Regions from separate parts of the Homo sapiens genome. Here region 2 is linked to region 1. A link is a loop called in an ENCODE intact Hi-C map of the cell type or tissue named here. Cell type or tissue: mammary epithelial cell. All regions are shown on one strand. Links, peaks and the distances in the headings refer to the core of each region. The heading gives the core; the rest is flanking DNA. Region 1 holds the start of FATE1 (fetal and adult testis expressed 1). Region 2 has its middle 14 kb from the start of CETN2.

Region 1 (11,864 bases), core at 1,834-9,833:
GACAGACTTGGGACAGCTGCCAAAAGTCTCCACAGGGCAGGTGAGTTGGGAAAGGAGAAGTGGGCTTCAGAATGCTTCTTCCAGGGTTCTTCTGTGGGAAGTGATGTGAGAACCCAAAGCCTGAAGAATAGACACAACGTTGGTGCCCCACAGGTTGTTTTTACAGACAAAATACATTGTTTTGGGGGATCACAACACCGCCAGCTCCAATGACATTAACTTTCAGCATTTTCTCTGAAGAGCTCAAACTGTGTGATGGGTTCGGTTTCACTAGGATTTCCGAGCTATAAAAATAGAGACTGGGTAACATTTCATATCAGGCTGGTTGCATGGGGTCACAGGAGCCCAGTGGGTGGGCAATTGGTGGTGGCACTGCTGGGTCCTTGGGCTGATAGGACATCTAGGGGTGGGTGCTGGCAGAGCATGGTGCTCCACAAGCTGGGGCATGCAGGTCCTGGCTGTCTGGAGCTCTGGGCATAGCTGGGTGGGGGAAACATCAGAACAGCTGTAGCAATAGTGCATGATGAACTTTATGCTAGGGGAAGTCCAGGGGGGTGGGGCTGGGGGCTTCCAGAGAAAGTCTTCCTGAGGAAGCCACGGCCAACCAAAGTGAAGGATGGGTAGCAATCAGCCAAGCAAAGACCATGGAAGACAATTCAGACAGGCAGAGGGGCAGCACGTGAAGAGGCCTGGAGTTCAGCAAGTCCATCTTGGTTTTAAGGAAACAGAAGACAGGGTAGCATGAGGGGAAAGACCTGTGCAAGATGAGATTTGCAAGATACATGGAGGTCGGCCTATGTGAGGCCCTTTAGGCAGTATTCAGAGCTGTAGTCTTTACCCTAGTGATAAGCGAAGGCCACCAAGGGGTGCCTTAAGGAGCAAGCGGGCATGGCCAGGCATGCTCTGCCAGCCATGTGGAAAACAGGCTGCAGGAGCCGAAGAATAAGAGAAGTCAGGGAGGTCAGGTTATTGCCATCGCCCAGGCAAGAGACAGCGCTGGGATGGATGAGGCTGATGACGGAAGAGACAGAGAGAGATAGACTGTTGAGAAGGTTTTTACTCAAACTTTGATGGGCACAAGACTATCTGATTGCTTAGAATGTAGATCTCCAGACCCCACCCTCAGAGTCTGATACCTTGAGTCCAGGGTTGGGCCAGCCATGTGCATTGTGACCAAATCACTCAGTTGATTCTTCTGCAGGGGATCTTTGGGTCACATTGGAAGAAACACTGAATTCTCTATTCAGGAGGCAGAACCATGCATGGTGACTGATTGCGTTGGGAAGGGGTAGTGAATAATCCCAGAGGACTTTCAGGTTTAGGGGCTCAGACAGTAGAGTAGATGGTAGGGCCATTCCCTGGAAAGGGTCACAGTTGAGGAAGAGCAGGTTTAGGGGAGCAAAAGACCACAGGTTTGAGTTGACGTGTTGCATGTGTGGTGTATAGCGCATTTGAGTGTAGTTGAGGAGGGAGGCCTAGGCTGCAACAGGAGAGATCAGAATTGCTTGAGGTCCCAGAAAGACAACAAGTGGTCTTGAGTGTGGACCTAATGGCCCAGGAGGGAGGCCAGACAGGTGGGAAGAAAAGCACTGGCATATGGAGCCCTGAAAACCGAAGGACTAGAGTGTTTCTAGAAGGAGACAGTGGACAATGATGTGAAATGCTTTCAAGAAGCCAAGGAAGATGACAGCCAAAGTGAACTCATTGTATGGAGCCATCAGGGGGTCATCGGTGACCTCGGCAAGGGGTGATTTCAGTTCCATGGTGACTGAAGAAGCCAGACTAGAATGAGCAGTGGGATGCCTGGAAGGTAACAAGTGGAGACAGTGCATATGATGGAGGCAACACTTTCCAGGAGTTGAGAAAGTTTAGCGGCAAAAGACAAGATGCTAAGGGGGGATTGTTTTGTTTTTTAACATTCAGGTCATTCCAATCCAACCACTATTTAGTGATCTTCTAATATGCCAGGAAGCACGCTAAGTGCTGAGGAGCCAGCAAACAAAGCAGACAAGGTCTCTGTTGGTCTCTATCTTCTAAGAGTGAAGGGCAGGTCAGAGTAGAATAGGGGCTGGAGGATGTTTTCTGAAATGCTCTGGAGCCACCTCCTCCTTGGGACTTCCTCTTGGTCTAGCGAGCACCCTGGAGTGTTAGTGTGATGGCCTTGGTTTATCACTGAATCAGTGAACTGGATCATATCTCAGCCCTCTCTTCCCGCCTCTGTCCAGCTTTTCCATCTGTAAAATGGGGGCATACTGGGAATAGTAACCACTTCATAGATGGGAACACCTGTCATTAGCTTCCTGTCTGAAAAAAAAACCCATGCAGCTTCTCAGGGCTGTGCTTCCCACCTTGGGCCTTCTTCCTCCTCTCCAACATCTTTCTCCAGCTTGGAGGGGCAGCTGCTGCTTGTGTTTTGAGCAGGTCATTTTCTGAGGTTTTGTACCACATTTTCTACCTCTTCCTTCGGCCTCTGATTCTCCTGATTTTTACATACACATCACAATTCAGTCATTGGGCACAGAAACAATTAAAAGCAGATGCATTTTGATCTGAGGAGTCACCACACAGCCGAGGCCAAGGATTTTGTGAGGTCACCTTGCTCAAACCCCCTTCCTGAGGATCAGGAAAGAGACTCTTTCCCACCAGCTCCCAGGGATCTCTGGACATAAGAGCAAAGTGCCCTAGCCTCTCAGCTGGGGGCAGGGTGACACTGGGCCACAGTGTGACAGATAGGCAGGAAACAAACCCCTCTGGGTCTCTGAACCTTCTGCCAGCTTTTGGGGGAAGGATTTCTTGGGCCAGTGAAGAGAAAAGGAGAAGGCAGAAGAAGGAGCAGGCAGTGACAGCAACTGGCTGCGCTGGGAGGCGAATTTCCCCTCTTTCTGGGTGCTGTTCTTTGTCACATGCAGGGTGGTCCCGAGTTGTTTCTAAGGCAGTCAACCAACAACAATTACGCTGAGCTCTTTGCAGCTCCACCTGAGCTGCTGAGAGAGCCTTCCTTTCTCAGGGGGAATCTCAAGGTGCTGTTCTGAAGGAACTCAGAGGCACAGCAGGATGGTCTCTGGACCCCTAAGCCTGGAGGACTGGGTTGTTTGGGAACCACTTAGCATCTCAGCAACCGCAGTCCTACCTGCTGGTTTGAAAGCCAAGGCTGACTCTGTGTCTGCATCTTTAACTTCCTTCTGCTGAAGCTGCTCCTCCCCCACCCCCCAGACTGTGCCAGAGTTTCCACCCATGCAGGGAAGACGTTTCTACTGATCTCAGCCCCCTTGGGAGGTAGCGAGCTGCCCCAGGAGGTGTGCAGTCAGAGGCTACAGAGGCCAGGGACATTGCTTGGGACAGATCTCCCTTGCGCCCCTCCTTCTTAGGTTTGCCAAGCTATAGTGAGCACCCACCACACTCCAAGACAGGCAGAGTGCAGCAGGGTTAAGGGCATGGCCGCCACACAAACAACTGCCTGCTACTGTCCCCACAGAGAGATGGACTTCTTTCCTGTCCATTTGATTCTCTGTTCACTACAGCATGAACTTCGTGAGGACAGGGACCTCATCTCCATCCCCAGTGTCTAGCACACAGGCAATCTTGATTCAAGGCAGAAAGCTAGAAATCAAGGTGGCTCTGTCCCCATGGGAGTGGGTCCTAAGGGCTGCCCTAAGTGGCCCTGTTACTTTTTATTTCCCTCTCTCTGCTCACAAGGTGGCCTTCCTTCCCTGGGCCAGCTATGGTCCCTGCAGTTTGACCCTGAATCCTTCTGTCTGTCCTTCCTGCCTCTTTAAGGAGAGGCGGGAGAGATGCAAGACTCTGCTAGTCTCCTTTCCCCTTCCTCTCTGGCGCAGGGAGGGCTTTGTGGCTCCAGGGATGACCTCAGTACCAGCTGCTTCCAGGAGCAGGAAGGAGAATTGTTTACAGGTCCATAAGGTTCATTAACAAGCCAAGAGGAAGCTCTCAGCTGCCTGAAAGATCCAGGTGCACCCATTTGCTTGGGTTTGGGGCTGTAGCTGCCTGAGACTGGGCTCTCAGCAGGGCTGGGAGATAGGAAGTCATCACACCCAGTGGCTTTTTTTACTTTCCTTCAAGACATTTGGCTTCAACGACCTCTTACATAAAGCCCCAATATAAGAAAGTGGTAAGAGCTGAGCTGCTCTGGATGAAGAACAGTAGAGTCTGCCTTGAAGCCCAGGCAGCCCCCACACACCTCCCTGAAACTTCCACGTGAACATGGGAAACTGAGGCTCCAAGCAGGTGAAGCAACCTGCCTAAGATGTCCCAGTGGCAGGGTTCTGAGTCACTCACAGATGTGCTGATTTTGGGCTAGGTTCCTGCCATCTCCTGCTGCAGCTTGCAAGGGAGGTGGGAGCTGGGGGCAGACAGAGCTGCGACCCTGAGCCGCTGGGAAATGGAGCAGAGTGCTCAGCTGACTGAACAGCTGGAAGAAGCTAGTGGTTGGAAGGCACTGTTGGAGGCAGATGATCAGGCTGGCTGGGGGCAGGCAGAGAAGACAGACAGACACAAGGGCAGATGGACAGGTAGGCAGGCAGCAGCCTGAGTTGGACACCTGCTCCGTGGGTGGCTGGATGCCCTCTAGGTTTCAGCAAAAGCTTGGATGCAATTAACTTTATTTGTTTGGTCCCCAGTGGAGGCTCTGTGCTCACGATCCCCCTTAGGGAAAAAGATGATACATTTCCTTTGGAGATACTTAGCTTGAAAGGAGGGAGAGTTTTTGTCTTATTCTTTTCTGTTAATAAAATAGCTCTTATTTTAATAAAGATCCAAACCCTCCAGCAGACAGTTCATGGGAAAGAAATACAGAAGATCAATAAACATATGAAAAATTGCTCAGGATTATTCATAATTAAAGTAATATAAATTAAAGCAACAATGAGATGGATATCATTTTTCACCCATTAAGCCTTTTAAATAGTTGCATAATATTCCTGTTGATCAGACTGGGAAGAAACACGGACTTTCTTCTAGGTGAGGCTTCACTTTGTGCAGGCTCTTTGGAGGCTCCTTTGACAATATTGGTCCATATAGGTCAAAATCATCAACACACATACCCTAGAACCCCACAATTCCACTTATAGGCACCTGCTGTGCAAACCCATTTACCTATGTGTGCAGAGAGACATGTTCAGGAATGCTCAGTGCTACATTGTTTCTAAAAATATAAAAGCTCTAGACACCCAAAATATCCATGAGCAAGTCAATAAAGGAGCAAGGGGAGGCAGCTGTGTAGGGAAATGCTATGCTGGGCTGAGAAGAAATGAGGTAGATTTGTTTTCACACGGAGAGATTCCCCAAAGCACATGGTTCACTTGAAAAAATAAGTTGCAGAATATGGCACACACCTCAGATGTAGGTGATCTCAATTGTGCAAAACACTGAACACTGAAAACATATAGACACACATACAAGCCAGGTATGTTCTGGACCCTTCTTTCCCCTATGAAGAAGCATCTGTTGAACCTTTGGGTGAGCAGAACCTTCCACTGGAGTGTTAGGGCTCTGCAGCCTGTTATGTACACTTGGCCATGTGCCATCTTCCTGGACCCAGGCACCGTGTGAGACTTGAAAGGTCTCTCTCTGTATCCCAGGTGCTCTAGTCCTTCGAGGCCCTGAGGTTAGCACACAGACTTTGGGGTAGGGGGCTTTTCAGAATGGTTGGAGTACGAATTTAGGGCCATTTCAAAAGGAGATTACCATGCAGATGATAATTATGAAATTATAATTAGCTAGCATGCTAAGAGACAAGTTCAAAGGCACATAGCAAACTCTCGTCACCTCCAAGTTGTCCTTGGCACTCAATCCAAGAAAGGAAGGCATGCTAAGGGGGTGAGATGCTGGGGTTTTTGAGTGGCATTGGGGGTTCAGGGATTGGGAAGGAATTCTCCCACCCTCTTTGCTTGGCTTTAGGTGGTGGATTCCTATGCCACCAGGGGGCAGTGCCTCCACATGCACCTGGACCCTGTGCTCCTGTGCCCAAGAAGCCCCACCAGGGCCAGTTGATAGCGAGACAGAAATCTGGCCTCCATAGCCCGAGGCCCTGTGGCAAGCCAGTGCCCACACTGCTCTAGCTTTGCTGACTTCTGAGTGCTCCTCACAATCCAGCCACCCTGTAGGGAGGCTTGTCCATGGGGGAGACTGACACCAAAAGAAGCGAGAAACTTGCCCAAGGTAAAATCTTGAAGTCATAGTGAGATAAGATTGTCAGATGGAATACAGGATATGCAGCTAAATTTCAATGTCAAATCAATCCATGAATCATTCTTTAGTGTAAATATGTCCCAAAAGTTAGTGTACGAGAGAATACTTATACTGTTGTTTATCTGAAATTTAAATGTACTTCGTACCTATATTTTCATTTGCTCAATCTGGCTGGGCTTCCCAGGCTCCTGAATCCCACTGAGCTGAGCACACTCAGCAGTTTCTCTGCTCCCAAGGTGGCCCTCCAGAAAGCTCGAATTTCATCACAGCTGCTCCACTGGATCTGGGAAGGGCTTCTTTGGGGCCCCCAGGAATGCAGGCAGGGCCTATATCAGCTCTGGTTCCCAAGCTGGACAGGTGAGGTGGGGGCAGGGGGCAGGCAGCCTCAGACCATGCCGCCCTATCTCAGCTACTCCTGGCCCCTTCGTTTCCACTTTCTCTCCCTTCCTTCCTTCCTTCCTTCCTTCCTTCCTTCCTTCCTTCCTTCCTTCCTCCCTTCCTTCTTCTTTTCCTCCTTCCTTCCTCCTCTTCCTCCCACCTGGCCCAGGGGCTCTGGGGGAAGAAGAGGCTATTTGTAAAAGGAACCTTATATAAACCTGTCCTGATTCCTTTTACAAATAGCCTCCTATTCCCCCAGGGGCTCTGGGGTTGTTTCCTAGAATGAAGGGTTCACCACAGGTAGTTGTAGCAATCAGGGTTTTCCAGAGAAACAGAACTGATAGGATGTATATATGTATGTATGTATGTATGTATGTATGTATGTATGTATGCATGTATGTATGTATATATCTGCATATGCACAAGTATATAGAAATTTATTTTAAGAAATTGGCTTATGCGATTGTGGGGCTGACAAGTCTGAAATGTGCAAGGCAGCCCTGCAGGCTGGCAACTCAAGGAAGAGTTGACATTGCAGTCCTGGGGTAGAATTACCTCTACTTTGGGAAACCTCAGTCTTTGCTCTTCAGGCCTCTCAGCTGATTGTGTGAGGCCCACTCACATCATCGAGGATGGGTCTCTACTTTATTTCAAGTCCACTGGTTGTAGATGCCAACCACAGCTACAAAATGCCTCCACAGCAACACCTAGACTAGGGTTTGATGGAGTCACTGGGGACTAGAACCTGGCCAGGTGACACATAAACCTGACCATCACAGTGGTCTAATCAGTAGGGAAGCTGAGGGAGAACTGGGACTTAGAAGGTGCAGGGCCTGAGGCCCCTGGGGGTTCTAGTGGCTGCAGTCAGGTCCCACCTCTCTTGCCCTTCTCTCCCTTTGTTATGGCTCCTGCCTAGGCTGACCTACTTCAGGAAAAGGCTACCTCCCGTGTCTGGGGACTCTGGATGGGGGAGGTAGGATACGCTCTCCAGAGAATCCCTTCTGAAGGTGTGGTATGGCCTGGATTGCTAGCACCTAACTCTGTTGTGGCCACTGTTGGCTCTCGGACCCTGTGCCAATCCCTGTTTCTTCATAGAAATGATGGAGGGTGGACCCCACCCTTCTCCCCATGGGCTAAATATGGAGATTCATGAGCCAGAGCAGTTCTCACAGGCAAAGGCACGGAATTGTATCTCTTCTCCTAAGTTGCTTACAGAGTAGCAGAGGAGAAGGCCACTGACCTAGCCAGCAAGATACAATAGAAACAGAAAGTACTGTGTCCAAGGCCTCAGCCTAGAGAGGGAGTCTCACTCCACCCCCAGATCTGACTATATCTTCCTTGAGCTCCTGTTTCCGGAAGAGGTGATTTTCTGAGTGTGACTCCTCTGTTCCTGGCACCCTGTGCATCCTTAGCCATAGCTTACAAGAGAACAGCTGGTTGTGATGGCAGGAGGCCCTCCCAACACCAAGGCGGAGATGGAAATGTCCCTGGCAGAAGAACTGAATCATGGACGCCAAGGGGAAAACCAAGAGCACCTGGTGATAGCAGGTGAGGATCCCCTAAAATACCCCTAGGCTACAGCCAACTGTGTAGATACGTGTCTATACCTGTGCATGTGTGTGTTGGAAAAGGTGCATGTGTGCACGGAAGTGTTTGCACATCTGTGTGTTGGCCGGGCTTCGAGGATTTGTGGGTTGATGTAAGGGAGCTAGGGGAAAAGGGATAGATGATGTGAGCATTTTTCCCTGGGAGGGAGGAGGATGGGAACAACATGTGTAGTACCTCTGTCTCCCCCTTATCCAAGCCACCACAGTCTCTGTTGCAAAATACTCAGAGGGCTCAAATTATGAGACCAGAGATCAATTCTCTCTCCCAATCCTCCAATTCATTTTCCTGCCATTTGGAGGAAAATCCAAATTCCATGATCTATAAGATTGTATCAGCCTCCTCAAAACGTTTCATGCTATGATATAGACAGAAAATACCATTTCTATAGCACACAAAGGGATCCAGATCACATTGCATTTATGTTTGTTCTTACGATGCTCCAAGCCTGCTTCTTCCCCCAAAGACCTTGCATTTGCTGTTTCCTCTGCCTGGAATGCTCTTTCCCTCAATTTCCCAGGGCTGGGTCCTTTTTTTCCTTCAGGTCCCCACCTCAATTGCTGTCTCCTACTTTTCTAGGAGGAGCCCTTTCCTTCCACTATGTTACCCTGTTTTGATCATTTATGGAGCCTGCATCTCTCTGTCTGCATTTGCAAGGATAGATTGCTTTCTGTTTTACACCTGTCATTCCCCCTTATACACAAACAGATGGTCAGTTCCTTGATAGCTGGAATCTTGTTCTTGGTCATTGGTCTCTAGGTTACTGGAGAGTAACCTAGTCTCGAGCTCAGCCCTCAGGAAATTCCGGTTTAACTTTTGAACAGATGAACAAACTGAGACCTGGGATCAGCTGATGGACAGTGGTTAATGGGTGCTGAGTGATTCCCAAGAAAGCTGGAGACTCTGTCTTCTTTTTGGTGTGTTTTGTGCCCAAGAAACCCTGGTGCAACTTCTATGGGTGCTCCTGGAGCTTCTGTTCTTCTCTCTAGAAATGATGGAGCTTGGATCTCGGTCCCGGGGTGCCTCCCAGAAGAAGCAGAAGTTGGAACAAAAAGCTGCTGGCTCTGCTTCAGCCAAACGAGTTTGGAATATGACTGCCACCCGACCCAAGAAAATGGTACTGTATGGGGTCCTCAGCACTTGGTGGCCAGGTTGGGGTTGGGAGTACTGGTTGTAGGGGCTCTAGCCTGACCAGGTCAGGCAGGGCTAGACGTTGACTTGTGAGGAGGAGGAAGCTCCTGTGCTCCAAGCTGGCAAATGAGGACAGGAAGTTCCAATTAAAGGTCAGGGTCATCCTTTCCTATGCTGGGGGTTCAACCTTGGGAATTCAGAATGCCTGAAACAAATATTGCATGGGGAGTACATAAATACTTTACTCTATAAATCTATTGTGTGAAATAACGCTTTCCTGTATTTAAAATTATGTGTGTGGTACGTGTGTGTGTGTGTGTGCGCGTGTATACACACAATAAGTCAGGTGAGGCTCCTATGCTTTCTGGCTGTTAAGAAATCCAGTCAAGTGGACTGGCATGGTGGCTCATGCCTGTAATCTCAGCACTCTGAGAGGAGGAGGCGGACGGATCACTTGAGGCCAGGAGTTCGAGAACAGTCTGGCCAGCATGGTAAAACCCCGTCTCTACTAAAAATACAAAAATTAGCTGGGCATGGTGGCACATGCCTGTAATCCCAGCTACTCAGGAGGCTGAGGCATGAGAATTGCTTGAACCTAGCAGGCAGAGGTTGCAGTGAGCTGAGATCATGCCACTGCACTCCAGCCTGGGCAACAGAGTGAGACTCTGTCAAGAAAGAAAGAAAGAAAGAGAGAGAGAGGAAGGAAGGAAGGAAGGAAGGAAGGAAGGAAGGAAGGAAGGAAGGAAGGAAGGAAGGAAGGGGAAAAGAAAGGAAAAGGAAAGAAAGAAAGGAAGGAAGAAAGGAAGAAAGAAAGAAAGAAAGAAAGAGAGAAAGAAAGAAAGAAAGAGAAAGAAGAAAGAAATCCAGGCAAGTGAATCTGACTATTTTGTAGGCAATCCTTTTAAGCTACATTCAATATGGGTGAAGGAATGTTCTAGAACAAATAGTGGCTATAATGTTGCAAATGATATTGGGAAAACACAGTCATTTTGGAGGGGGAGGGAAACCTGACTATTCTACAGAATTAAGTGAGTCCCACAGTTCTGTATCCAATCATTTTAGCTAGCTACATTCACTGTAGGTAAGGGAAAGTTTTAGAAAAATTGTTGTTATGCTGTTGCAAAGGCTGCTGGGAAAAGGCAACAAGATTGGAGAGGGAGGGAGGCCTGACTGCTCCAGGAAATCATGTGAGTCCCATAGTTCTGTACTTTAAGCTACATTCATTGTGGGTGTTGAATGTTCTAGAAAAATGCTGGCCACATTGTTGCAAAGGATACTGAGCCATTTTGGAGAGGAGGTAGACCTGACTGTTTTAGGGAATCACGAATCCCATCATTCTGTAGCCAGTGCTTTTCACCACATTCAGATGGATGAGGGAAAATTTTAGAAAATGGTGGCTTTACTGTTACCACAGTGAAGTTTGAAAGTTACTGGGGGGCAATAAGGTTGGAGAGGGAGGGAGACTCGATTGCTGAAATGATTTATTGGGTGGCCCCAGTGAAGAATGAGAAAAAAAGCTTCCAGGTTAGAGGTTTCCTGGGAATAAAAATAAGTCAAATATTGAGTTGACTTTTTGTGTCCAAAGACAGAAGCCAAATCAAGTTGCTCCAGGAGGTCAGGCTCCTGCAAACCACTAATGTCCCTGAGACTAGGGGAGATATAATCTCTGGTTTAATTAAAGTTGACTACAAGGGCTAGAGGTAGACTGTTTGAAAATATAGACATTATATTGAATTTATAAATTAAATTTAGAAATTTAGAATTAGGAAATCTAATTTACTAATTCTATTTATTTATTAATTCATTCATTCCTTTATTTTTGAATAAAACAGTTAATGGAACTGCCTCTAGGAGAACCATAATATGCAAGGGTGAGAAAAGTTAATAATGCTATCCTGCTGACTTGGAAAAAAGCAGTGTGCCTTTAAAATTACATGGAAATTAAAATAACATTTTTTGAAATGATTAACAGAGAGAAGTTGGGACTTGGTGGGTTAACAACAAACTATGTTATCTGAAACAAACAAACAAATTCCAGCCATCAGCCATTCATCCTTATTTTTTGCCTTCAAATCTCTCAAAATTTTTTTTGTCCTTCTGATTCCAATTTATAGGAAAATCAAGCAATGGTCTGAAAATTTTTCTAAGAGACATCATTGATCAAATTATAGTCATGGGGTCTCCCTAATACCCATTATCTTTTTAATGCAATTTTTGAAGTATCTTAAGAAAATAAAATATTGTGACCATGAACTACGGTTCATAAAAAAGTTGCACCAATATCTGTGTGCTCCTCTTGAGAAAGATTAGTTATGCCTTATTGCAACAAACAGAGTGCAGTGGCAAAGTTCCTATGAAAATCCTTTACACAGAAATTGATCCACCTTCAGTTTGATGTTGTTACTTCGGAACAGAAGAGGGCTGCAGATATTTCTCAGGTGACAGGTGAGCCTTGGTTGTCTATTTTTTTGTAAGAATGAGGCAAATAGAAGAGCTAACCCAGTACTCTGTGCGCCTCAGTCAGGCCTCTCAAATGACAGGCTCTA
Region 2 (11,864 bases), core at 1,798-9,797, 1.1 Mb after region 1:
TGACTGAAAGTGCACCTCAGGGGCTAATGCATTTGCACTTAGCTGCTTTCAGGCACCAGCAACTAGACTGAAACAGGCCTTCAGTGTGGGAAGGCATTCCTGGGGTTCCCGTGGCAGAAAGGTAGGGGTAGCTGGAATCACAGCTCCCTCACTTGTTCTAAGGATCCAACTCAGAACTGGAGAAATCCAGGCTTTAGGGAGCTCTCAGGCTCGTAGGGAAGCAGACAGCATTAAGAAAATACAATTGGAATAGGAGCTGAGGAGGTGACAGCAGGACAACACCTGTTAGGGGCTATCTGGTGTCCCCCAAAATTCATATATTGAATTCCTAAGCCCTAGTACCTCAGAATGTGACTGTTTAGACATGGGGCCTTTAAATAGGTAATTAAGATAGAATGAGGCCGTTAGGGTGGTCCCTGATCCAATATGACTGGTGTCCATGTTAAAAAAGGAGATTCAGACACAGACTTGTGCAGAGGGAGAACCATGTGCGGACGCAGGGAGAAGTGGGCCATCTACAAGCCAAGGACAGAGGCCTCAGAATGAACCAACCCTGCCCACACCTTGGTCTCCAACTTCCAGCCTCCAGATCTGGGAGACGATGCATTTTTATGGTTTAAGCCTCCCAGTCTGTGATGCTTTGTCATGGTAGCTGGAGCAGACTAGTATAACATCCTTCATTCCTCCCACTCCTGTGAAATAAAGCCTATGACTCTTTCACAGAGAAAGGGCCCAAGACTTTAAGGGGTTAACTATCTTGCTCAGGGTCAAACCAGTAGGCAGCCATGCCAGGACTTGAACGCAGCTTGATCTGTCCCTAAGCCTGTGTTTTCCACTCCACCAGCCTAGGGGGAATTGCACCCCAATTCGCCCAATTCAGAAGGTCTGAATCCCTTTCCTAGGCATGCCCATCCCTCTGCTGCCCTGTGGGCTCAGGGACTTCCTGGCACAGATCTCCCAACCCCAGACTCAAAGCTTCCCTGTGGTTTGCATTCCTGCCCTAGACTAAGAGGACTGCCGTGGCTGGATCCTTTGACAGAAGGACTCTGGAGCCATATCAACATTTACCCTAACCCTAAGGACCAAACAAAAGAGTGAATATGACAAGCCTTTATAAGTGTCACACACCAGAGTTCCAGGTGCATGGGGTTCATGAACACCAGCACTAAGGGAACATTCTTCCTTTACTATTAAAGTAGCTACATCAGGAAATCACAGATTCTGTTGCCTTTATGTGGAGGAGCAATTCAGCTCTCTCTGTGACTCCCTCATTTCAACCCAGAGGCAGCCAGGTATCTTCCTAAACAAAGAGCTATCTACCCAGGGACAACCATGTTACTCGCCTGAAAAGCAAAAGCAACTGCAGATAGTTAAGGAGATTTTTCTTCTTTCTTCTTTTGTTAAAACAATTTTAGGTTAATGGTGCTTTATTGGGGTATAACATACATACAATAAATTACCCAGATATTGTGTCCAACTTAGTGAAAAATTTAACAAATGTACACTCCCATGGAACCATCATTCTTGTTGATATGGCAGTTGTATTTTTAAATAGAAATCCCACCTTCTTTAGCCAGGCGTGGTGACATGTGACAGTAGTTTGAGCTACTCAGGAGGCTGAGGTGGGAGGATTGCTTGAGCCCAGGAGTTTGAGGCTGCAGTGAGCTAAGGTCACGCCACTGCACTCCAGGCTGGGTGACAGAGCAAGACTCCCATCTTTATTTACAAAAAGAGAAAGAAAATCCCATCTCTCTGCTGCGAGGCTTCCGTGCCATGATGAAGAGAACAAGGGCTGGGGAAGCACAGAGAAGAGTACAAATCCAGCATGGAGGAATCCTGAAAGCATCCCCTCGAGTGTGTGACAGACAGGTAAGCTAGATCTTGTAAAGAGTCTGCTGAGAGGAGACAGGGAATAAAGGGACATTGTAGACATAAGGATAAGCAAAGGCTTAGGGGTTTCCAACAGCTTAGGAGAAAGAGTTCAGAGTAAATACAGCAGAAGATGGCTCATGGGGTGCCATCTGGGGTCAGGAACAGATATGATTATATAAAAATGAAACCAAGCTTGCTGTCTGATTTAGAAGCTATTTCTGCTACCAGAACAGTCAGTGCCTGTCTAACGTTCATGTCAGGTTTTATTGCTTGTGGTCAAAGGCTGTCGCACAGTACACGGAGCAAAGAGCAGAAACTGCATGATTTTTCAGAACAACGTCCAGAATAAATATGAATCTCTGCCTTAAATGGGACATTGCAGAGCAAGTTACATAAAGAATTATCAGTCTAATAGATCACAGCACTAGTTGATCAAAATACTTAACATCAGCTTAGCACGGACGTTTAAAGCAGTCAGCATCAAAGAGATACTTAAAGTTGTAAAACCTAAATGCATGTTTCCCCTCATTGTCCCCACGTCATTTTCTCCCTCTTTAAACGCTTGTCTTACTCTATTGCATAGAATTCATCTTTTTAAGCTGTTTTAAATCCTTTCTGGAAAAATGAAAGTATACAATATACACAGATTACCACATACATAGGTGCATGCCTGTCTGTCTCAGAAACGGCCTATCATTTCACATCAATTTTTAATACCACCCCTACCATAAACCAGATTGCCATATGCACATAAGCCTGTTTCAAGACTATTTCTTCTGTTCCAATAGTCCATTTATTCGTTCCTGGTAGTATACCACACTCTTACTTACTGTATTTTCTTTCATCTAAACAATCAAACATTCTCAAGTCTTTCCCATTAAAAAAAGAAAATTCTCCCACTGCCACCCCCACATGGCCACTAGCTACCATGCTAACTCTCTTTCCACCCTTTTACGGTCACATTTCTCAAAACGTCTGCATGTGGCCCTCTGTTTCCTCAGCCACTTTTCAATCCTAAGCCACGGCAATCTTATTTCTACTCCCACCACACCACACAAACTGCTCTTGCTAAGGTCAATGAGCTTATGTTGCTAAATCCAGAGGGCAAACTCCAGCCTTCACTAGCTTCACCCAGGTGACCACTTCCTCTCCCTTTGCTTCTGTGCCCTTCCATCCTCTTGGGTTTCCTGCAGTTGCTTTCCTTATTTTCCATCCCCCTTCTTGGCCTCTCCTCCTCTTCCCACTTCTTAAACACGGAAGCTCCTAGGATTTCGGGGCTGGGTTACATTCTCTTAACAGGCTCACCACAGTTTACCTAGAAGCACTCCCCCTCATCTATGGCTTCCAACATTACCTGCAACATGGACCATGCTGCATGTTCACCAAACACGGTTTCCTTTTCCTGCTTTACATGCAGTTAGACCACATTTCCTGGAATCCCTTTTGATTATGTGCCACTAGCTTCTGACCAATGGGATGTGGGAAGAAGAGATGTTTAACACTTGCAGGTCTGGCCACTCAAACCTCACACGTGATCTTCCATGTTCTCTCTTTTCATTCATCTGCCAGCCCGGTGCCAAAAAAAAAAAAAAATGCCAGTGGAGATCTCTGAGTGCCTAGGGGCCCCTGGAACTACTGGACAAGAGGAAGCTGGATGTCTAATACCCTGAATAAAACAGAGCCCGGCCTCCACCCCAACCCACCCCCACTGACTTTGAACATGAGTGAAAAATAATCCTTTATTGAGTCAGCTCACTGAAATACAGAAATTGTTTGATGAAGCAATTAACCTGGCCCAACTAATACACTATCTCTATGCTAATGACAACCAAATATTTGCATTATGGGCCTGTTCTTCTAATTATGCATCAAATGATTGACAATGCAGCCCAAACTGATGGGACAGATAGTTTTTTTTTAATAGATTACTAGGAAGTCACAGATATTCATGCATACATTCATTCATTCAATAAATGTTTATCGAGTGCCTACAGGCACCAGATACCGTGCTAGAAACTAAGGTTGCAATGATGAGCAAAGATAAAACCAGTCCATTCACTCACAAAGTTTACTGTGAGCCTGATGACAGCTGATTCTCATGTCTCATTATATTCCAGCTGCGAGAAACTTCTGTAGCATTTGCTGCTTCATGCAAGCCCGCTACCCATAAAACTGAGGCTTCCCCTCTCTAGATCCTGGAATCCACTGTTCTCTCCTCTATGAAAGGGTGCAACTGGATATAATAGTATAACACCCCTTTCTCTTAAGTATTTTGTCAGTTTTTTATTGTAGTAAAATATATATAACACAATCTTTTTCAATGTAACAATTTGTTGCTAATTCAGTGGCATTAAATATATTTACAATGTTGTGTAACTTTTACCACTATCTATACCCCAAAATTGTCACTATCAACAAAAACTCCATGCCCATTCAACAGTAACTCCTCTTTCCCCTTCACCTGAGCCTCCAGTGACCTCTATTCTACTTTCTGTCTCTAAAATTGGCCTATTCTAGGTACCTCATATAAGTGGAATCATATAATATTTGTCCTCTGTGTCTGGTTTTTATCAGGAAGCGTAGTTTTTAATAGTACATCCACGTTATAGCATGTATGAGAGTTTCATCCCTTTTCGTGGCTCAATAATATTCCATTGTATGGCTAGACCATATCTTGTTTATCCACTCATCTGTTGGGATGCACTTGGGTTTCTACTTTTGGCTATAATGAATAATGTTGCTATGAACATTGGTGTATAAATATCTTTTCAAGTCCCTGTTTTCAATTCTTTTGCATCTATATCTTGAAGTGTGATTGCTAGGTCATATCATAATTCTATGCTTAACCGTCTGAGGAACTGCCACACTGTTTCCCAAGGTGGCTGCACCATTTTACATTCCCATCAGCAATAAATCCAGGTTCCAGTTATTCCACATACTTGCCAACACTTGTTATTTTCCTTATTTTTTTATTATAGCCGTCCTAGCGTGTCCTAGCATGTGTGAAGCTGTATCTAAGAACAGTTTTAAGTATAAATGTTATATATGAATACAATTTTGTTCTGACAAATTCAAACCCAGAATAGAATTTAAAAATCCACTTCACTGTAGCCACGTCCAACCTCCTTCCCCTCTCCAGAGAAAATCACTGTTAAAAATTTGGTATGCATCTTTCCTGATCTTGTTCTCTGCATTTGTGTTCTTTTTTTTTCATATATGGATTTTTTTTTATGGCAGAATTTTTATATATTTATAAATCAGTTGGGAAAAGGTAAACTATTCAATAAGTGATGCTGGAACAAATGAGTCTCCATATGGGTTCAGAAGGAAAATTTTGCCACCCACCAAAAAATTAAGATGAAATAGACACGAAACATGGAAAACAAAACTATAAAACTTACAGAAGAAAACACAGGAAAATATCTTCATTATACGTGGGCAAACACAGATTTCTTTTTTTTTAAATTTTATTTTTCCATAAGTTATTGGGGTGCAGGTGGTATTTGGTTACATGAGTAAGTTCTTTAGTGGAGATTTGTGAGAACCTGGTGGACCCATCACCCAAGCAGTATACGCTGCACCATATTTGTTGTCTTTTATCCCTTGACCCCCCTCCCACTCATCCCCCCAAGTCCCCAAAGTCCATTGTATCATTCTGCTTTTTGTTTTGTGTTGTTTTGCATTTGTATTCTTATGTGTGCGTGAATGCAAGATTATGCGTAATGGAAACATAGCCATTCTGTCACTGTCAGTTTTCTTCCTTCTTTCCAACTGTTCCACTGTTGTTGTTGTTTTTTTCTGTTAGAGAAGTTCCACTTCGAAAATTTTGCCCTTTAGCTTGTACTGCTGGTTATAACGTGGTCTTTGATTTCCAGGAAGAGTATGCTGTGTTGGCTGAAGTCACTAGCAGAAGAACTTTGGTGTCTGCCTCATGTAGAATGCATTGCCTAGGTCGTCTCAGGCCTGATCTGAGCTGAACTTCTCCTATCACATATGCCAACAACTCTTTATGCTTCTCTCTTTCTCTGAAATTACCTTCTTTTGTCTGGAAAAAAAAGGAATGAGGAAGATTTTTCACCCCTTCAGAGAAAACAACTATCCAACAGGACGAACGTGGGAAACAGCCAGTGTTTGGTGAGAGATCGCCCTCTGCTGCCTGTGTTAATCAGGGTTCTCCAGAGCAGCAGCCAATAGGAAAGATAGATACATTTGTAAGGAGTAACATAATACATATAAATATACATATTTAAACATATATATTTAGATTATAAATATAAATCTATGTCTATATTATATATAAATATATACAAGTTGGTTATAAGGAACTGACTAACACTGTTATGGAGGCTGGCAAGTTTCCAGATCTGCAGGGTGAGTTGGCAAGCTGGAGATCCAGGAGAGCTGATAATGTAGTTCCAGTCAGAGTTCGAAGGCCTGAGACCCAGGAGAGCTGATGACATAGTTCCAGTCCAAAGCCCAGCAGGCTCAAGACTCAAGAGAAGCCGATGCTGCAGTTTGAGTCCAAAGGCAGGAAAAAGCCAATGTCCCAGTTTGAAGGCCTTCAAGCAGGAGGGATTCTCTCTTACTTGGGGGAGAGTTGGCCTTTTTTTTCTATTCAGGCCTTTAACTACCTGGATGAGGCCCACCCACATAATGGGTGGCAATCTTTACCCAGTCTCCTAACTCAAATGCTAATCTCATCCAGAAACACCCTCACAGACACACCGGGAATGACGTCTGACCAAATGTCTGGGCACTCCGTGGCCCAGTCCAGTTGACACATAAAATTAACCATCACACTAGCCATATGGGCCTTTTAGGGAGCCTGAACCCATAGCAGGAAGCTCTGGTGCCTTGAGCAATTGTCCGGATGGGCATTATAGGCAGTTAAAATTCTAAGCAAGAAAGATTAAGAAAAAAACAAAAGCGTGTAGGCCAAACTGGAGAGAAAGAGAGTGCAGTGGCAATGCTATTCGGGTTTCTTTCCTGCTCAGAACCCCGTGATGACTCCTCATCCCCCATAGAACATACCCTTACCTTATGGGGTTTGTGAGGCCTGACTCACTGCCTGCCTCCTGCTGCCACCACACATGCTTCTTCACTGTTCCTCACTTGTGCCAAGCCTGTTGCTGTTTCAGGGCCTTTGCACTTGCTGTTCCATCTGCCTGGGCACTCTTTCCCAGATCCTTACAGGGCTTCATGGCAAGGCCTTCCCTGACCACCCTCCCCAAAATAGCACCCCCTCCATCCATTTCCGCCTCCTTACCCCCCTTTATTTGTTTGAGCTTGTTTCCTGTCTTCTTCACTAAAATGTAAATTCCACGAGGCCAGGGACTTTATTTTTTTTCTCTGCAAGGCCTGGATCGGAATAGGTGCTAAGTATTTGCTGAGTGAGTGGATAAATGAATAAATGAATAAATGCAAAAGATAGAAGGAGGGGACAGATCTAGTGATGGATAAAAAGCACATACGAAATGGTGTGGATCCTAACGAATAATTAATCTGGGGAAAGCTAAAGCTGAAAATGAATTGAGGCTTTAAGAAAATGCTGAAGACAGATAAGTAAAATGCCTTTTAGTCAGTGTAAGGAAGTGTGAGAGCAATTTCTTGGAAGAAAATAAATCCTCTTTTGTTGGCATTTTTCCTTCCAGAAGATTGATCTTCAAGCTAAAGAAAAGTTGGAGGAGAGGGAGGAGAGAGAGCGGGAAATCCAGACAGCTGGTGAAGTTGCTAGATCCCAGAGGCTCCAAGGAGCGATTGATTGCAGGGGATGTCTAGATAGTGACAGAGAAAGCGTCATAGAGATCCCCAGGCCCCAGAGCAGCAAGGAAGCAGCAGCCTCATGCCCTCAGGCATGGCATAAAAATAATGCTAGAGCTGCCTCACTGAAAAAAATCCCGAAGGGCCAGGAAGCAGGCTGAACTCAGCCAATGTCTGTATGGACAGAGGATCTCTAAACCAGCCCCCACCCCCAAACACACACACACACACACACACACACACACACACACACACACACACAGAGCTATGGCACAATGCTATGGGTTTGCATATTTTTCTCCATGCCCCCCAGAATGATGTCCAAATCTAGAGCAGTGGGTGTGAATCTTGGCTCGTGAACTCTTTGAACAAATCTGATGAAAATTGCCACATGTGCATTATTTCAGGGAATTTAAGGAAATTTCAGGAATTCTCCTCCAGGCGATTCATGGACACCTGAAATCCAAGTGCCCCAGGTTAGAAACTCCTGTTCTAAGGGTATATTCCTCAATTGCAGCACTTGGATTAATGATGTAACTCCTTAACCCTAGAGTTGAAGATTGCAGCCAAATTCTTAGTGTATTCATTCAACAAATATGTATTGATTGACTGTCATGTAGCTTATTTAATCCTCACAACTGCCCTTGAAGTAGATTATATTAATACCACCCTCACTCTTGACAGATGAAACAAACGAGGTACTGGGGCTTTGGGTAACTTGCTACAGGTCACTCATTTTGCACTAGTCACTAGTAGGAGCAGAGCCAGTGGTGGAACCCCAGAAATTCAGCTTTAGAGACATTTTACTGCTACCCCACGATGCCTCTTACGAGGTTGGCATCTGTCTTTCAGATAGCCCCGTTCACCCTGAAAACATGTCTCTTAGACTACATATAGTAGGTTAGACATGAAAATCCCACCACCAACGACATCCGGAGGCTCTGTCACCCTGCCTCTGCTTATTCATCGTTCCCATGGTTTGCTGACTCAGTTTTAATCATTGGTTTACCTTCTGGATCTATTTGTATGAGGGATTGCACAAATATTTCCCCACATCCAACATCTCGCAAGGAGATGGACTCACGTGCATGTTCAAGTTCAGTCTCCAAGTTGAGAAGAAAGCTTTCTGGTAGCAATGCTGCACACACCCAGGGGCTCATGGATCTCTCAGGAGAGGCCACATCCAGTGTCCATGAAGTCATGAGTTCTGCAGCATAGATTCCAAGTTCAGCTTTTGTTTCATCAACATTACTGTGTGCACTTCTGGTTGAGACACTTAGGGGAACAGAGAAAGTTCTTCAGTAAAAGAGAGGATGTATGAGCTTCCTGTGGCTTCTGTAACAAAGTACCCATGGACTGAGGAGTTAAACAACACAACTACATGGTCTTGCAGTTCTGGAGGCTGGAAGTCAAAGATCAAGATGTCAGCAGGGTGAGCTCCTTCTGAGGGCTGTGAAGAAAGGATGTGTTCCAGGCCTCTCTCCTTGGCATGAAGATGACTGTCTTTGCCCTGTGTCCCTTCACATCATCTTCCCTCTACACGTGTCTGTGTCTCTGTCCAAATTTCTCCTTTTATAAGGAAATAAATACTGTAAATATATATATATTTTGCACTATAATACTGGAAATATTTATATATTCCTAGTGTTTATTTATATATGTATATTCCCAGTATTCATATATGTATATATTTCCAGTATTTATTTATATATTTATTTGATATAAGGAAATACTGGTTGTATTGGATTAAGGCCTACTGTTGTAAACTCACTCTAACTTGATTACCTCCACAAATACCCTACCCCCAAATAAGTTCACCTTCTGACGTCCTAGCAGTTAAGACACCAACATATGAATTTTAGAGGTCACAATTCAACTCATAACAAGGGATAATGGTCAGGAAGAAAAAGAGCCACAGAATGCTAGACATTTTTAATGAGTTAATAAATCCTTGCTATAGGATCAACAAACTTAGTAAGTTAATAAACCTGATGATGGATGGATGGAGCATTGTACCAGGCACAAAGCCCGGCTATGATGACATCAAAGGCACCCTGCTCTCTTCTGTTGAGAAGTGTTCAAAGTAGTTAGGGAGTCTCAATGAGCCCATGTAGCAGGTAAGCAATCTTGATCGCTCACACTCAAAAATGCAAATGTATCATTTTGTTCACTTATAGCTAGACTTAATAGGGTATCCATTCAAATGACCTGTCATTCCATCAGTGCCCACACCTGGTGACTTTTTCCAAGGGGTCCACAGCCCCACCAGGATTCTCCCCACTGTGGCATTATCTCCATCACACCCCAAGGCTAGATGAGACCACAGCCCTCCAAGGCTAAATGAGACCACAGCCCTCTTGGGGCACTAGGAAGATCCAGCTTAAACCACTGCTGAATTCAAGGTAATTTAGTGGCACTGCCTCAGAACCTCTCTGTCCTGGCACCCCACCTAGTGGCAAGGGACATATCTGCAAGACTGCTGTCTTCCAGAATTCCAGCTGGGACGCAGTCCTCTATTTGAAAACAAGTTTTCTGGAAGGAGGGAGCTCTGAGGAGGAGTTTCACAAGGAGAAGAACACAGATTTGGGATAAGATGGGGGGACAATATTTCAGTAGGGACAATGACAGAGACATGAGTACATATATATATAGCAACTAACTTTATATGAAGGGAAACACACATAGACATGTATTAAGGACACGGTGTCCAAGTCAGAGGGAAAAAGAAAAACAGGCTAATTAATGAGCAGCCATCATCTGTGGCAAAGAGGCATCAGGCTCTACGCTAGCCTTTGTTTGCTGTCTTTGACCTCTCTGCACCTTTGTTTTCTAGATGAGCAAACTGAGGCTTGAGGGGGTTGAATCCTTTCCCCCAAAACCACAGCTGCTGGGTTGAAGAGTTGGGATTTTAACCAGGGGCGGCTGAATCAAAAGGCTAGGTCTCTTCCCTGAGCAAAATAATGGCATGACAAAGACAGTACTGCAGATTGTCTTGGGAAAAGACAGGACAGGGAAATCAGCTAGGAGGACATTTCAGCAATCTGAATTTGAGTTGAGGTGGTGGCTTCAGAAATGAAAAAGAAAGGGGTGGATGAGTGTGAATACTGTAGGGAAAGTCTGGGTGACATATAAGGCAAAGACAAAAAAGAAAATGAAAATGACATCAATCCTCTAAACCACTGCATCAGAAAGATAAAGGCAAACGGTGGTGGTTAAGGAGAGGCTTGGAAGACCAGATGACTGGGAGGCTGCAGGGAAAAGCTAGAAATGAGGGTAACTTTAGCTCCAGATACAGCAAGTGCTGATGGCGATGTTCTTTGAAATGGGTCCACAAACCCACATAAGAATTTGGAGGGCTACTGACAGAGATTTGGGTCAGCAAATGGGTCCGATATGTCCGAGCATGGCACACAAGGATGATGTCTCAGCTTCACAGCTGCAGCTGATGCAGAGGCACTATTTTTGCTACAACTGAAGATGTGGCCATTCCAGCGGCTTCCAGCATGTAGGACGATGAACTAAGCAGGTCATGAGACATGGAGTGGAGAAAGGAGCAACCTGCTGTAAGATACTTCTCACTAATGGTGATGGAGGAGCTAGCTCAAAAAGGGGTAGCTTCTGCACTGTGCAGGAACTTGACACCATCTGGACAGCAAGCCGGTCCAGTCCAACTGAAGGGTGACTAAGTGTATAGTGGGCTGCCTACTGGCCTAGAGTAGTGACTAAGTTGCAATTCTCGTTAAACTGTTGTTTTGAGTGTATTACTTCCTTCTAGCATATTGTCAAAATTCTAGTATTCAAAGGTGTGACAAAAACATAAAATAAAGTTGAGCAGCCCTGGAATACAGTTATCCTTGACAGCAGGAGTCCCTCAAGGGAAGAGCTGCTCTAAGATCAAGTTTTGAGGTTGGCCCAATGACAGTCAGACATCCTGGCACTTGAGGTTGCATTTGAAAGGTCAGCATTCTCAAAAGCCAGATTGAACTTTAAGGAAATTTCCCCCAGTGGATGGTAGGGAGCCACGTGGTCCCTGAGACACCTGGGTCTAACCTCACAGTCTAACTCCTAGGCTTCCTAAAGAGGTGGTTAAACAAGAAAAGTGGTAAAAAATGTGTTCTTTCTTCTCTTCCCGGTCATCATAGAACTTAAAAAAATCTCAGTCCCAGCAGCTGTTCCATGTCTTACAGAGACAGAAACTGAACCACCTCCTTTCTTAAATCATTTCGTTATAT

What was found. Peaks named below come from ENCODE experiments on the same cell type or tissue, not always from the same donor. Only the 100,000 strongest peaks of a DNase experiment are listed, where the experiment ranks them.
Region 2: it touches region 1 in a loop (38-fold over the local background); 4 of 110 quality-filtered maps call a loop at or near these places.

The regions. Positions count from the first base shown.
Region 1 is chrX:151,708,096-151,719,959 of GRCh38, forward strand. FATE1 (fetal and adult testis expressed 1) reads left to right here and starts at 7,940. Exons shown (of 5, transcript NM_033085.3): 1 at 7,940-8,130; 2 at 9,177-9,304. The coding sequence starts at 8,025. In mammary epithelial cell, for the core only: a CTCF peak has its summit at 5,937 (motif pointing right); no DNase peak of the experiment used is centred there.
Region 2 is chrX:152,811,273-152,823,136 of GRCh38, forward strand. No RefSeq gene overlaps it. Among named protein-coding and RNA genes, the nearest start is that of CETN2, 14 kb to the right of the region's middle. RefSeq lists an enhancer at 7,922-9,121. In mammary epithelial cell, for the core only: a CTCF peak has its summit at 6,019 (motif pointing left); no DNase peak of the experiment used is centred there.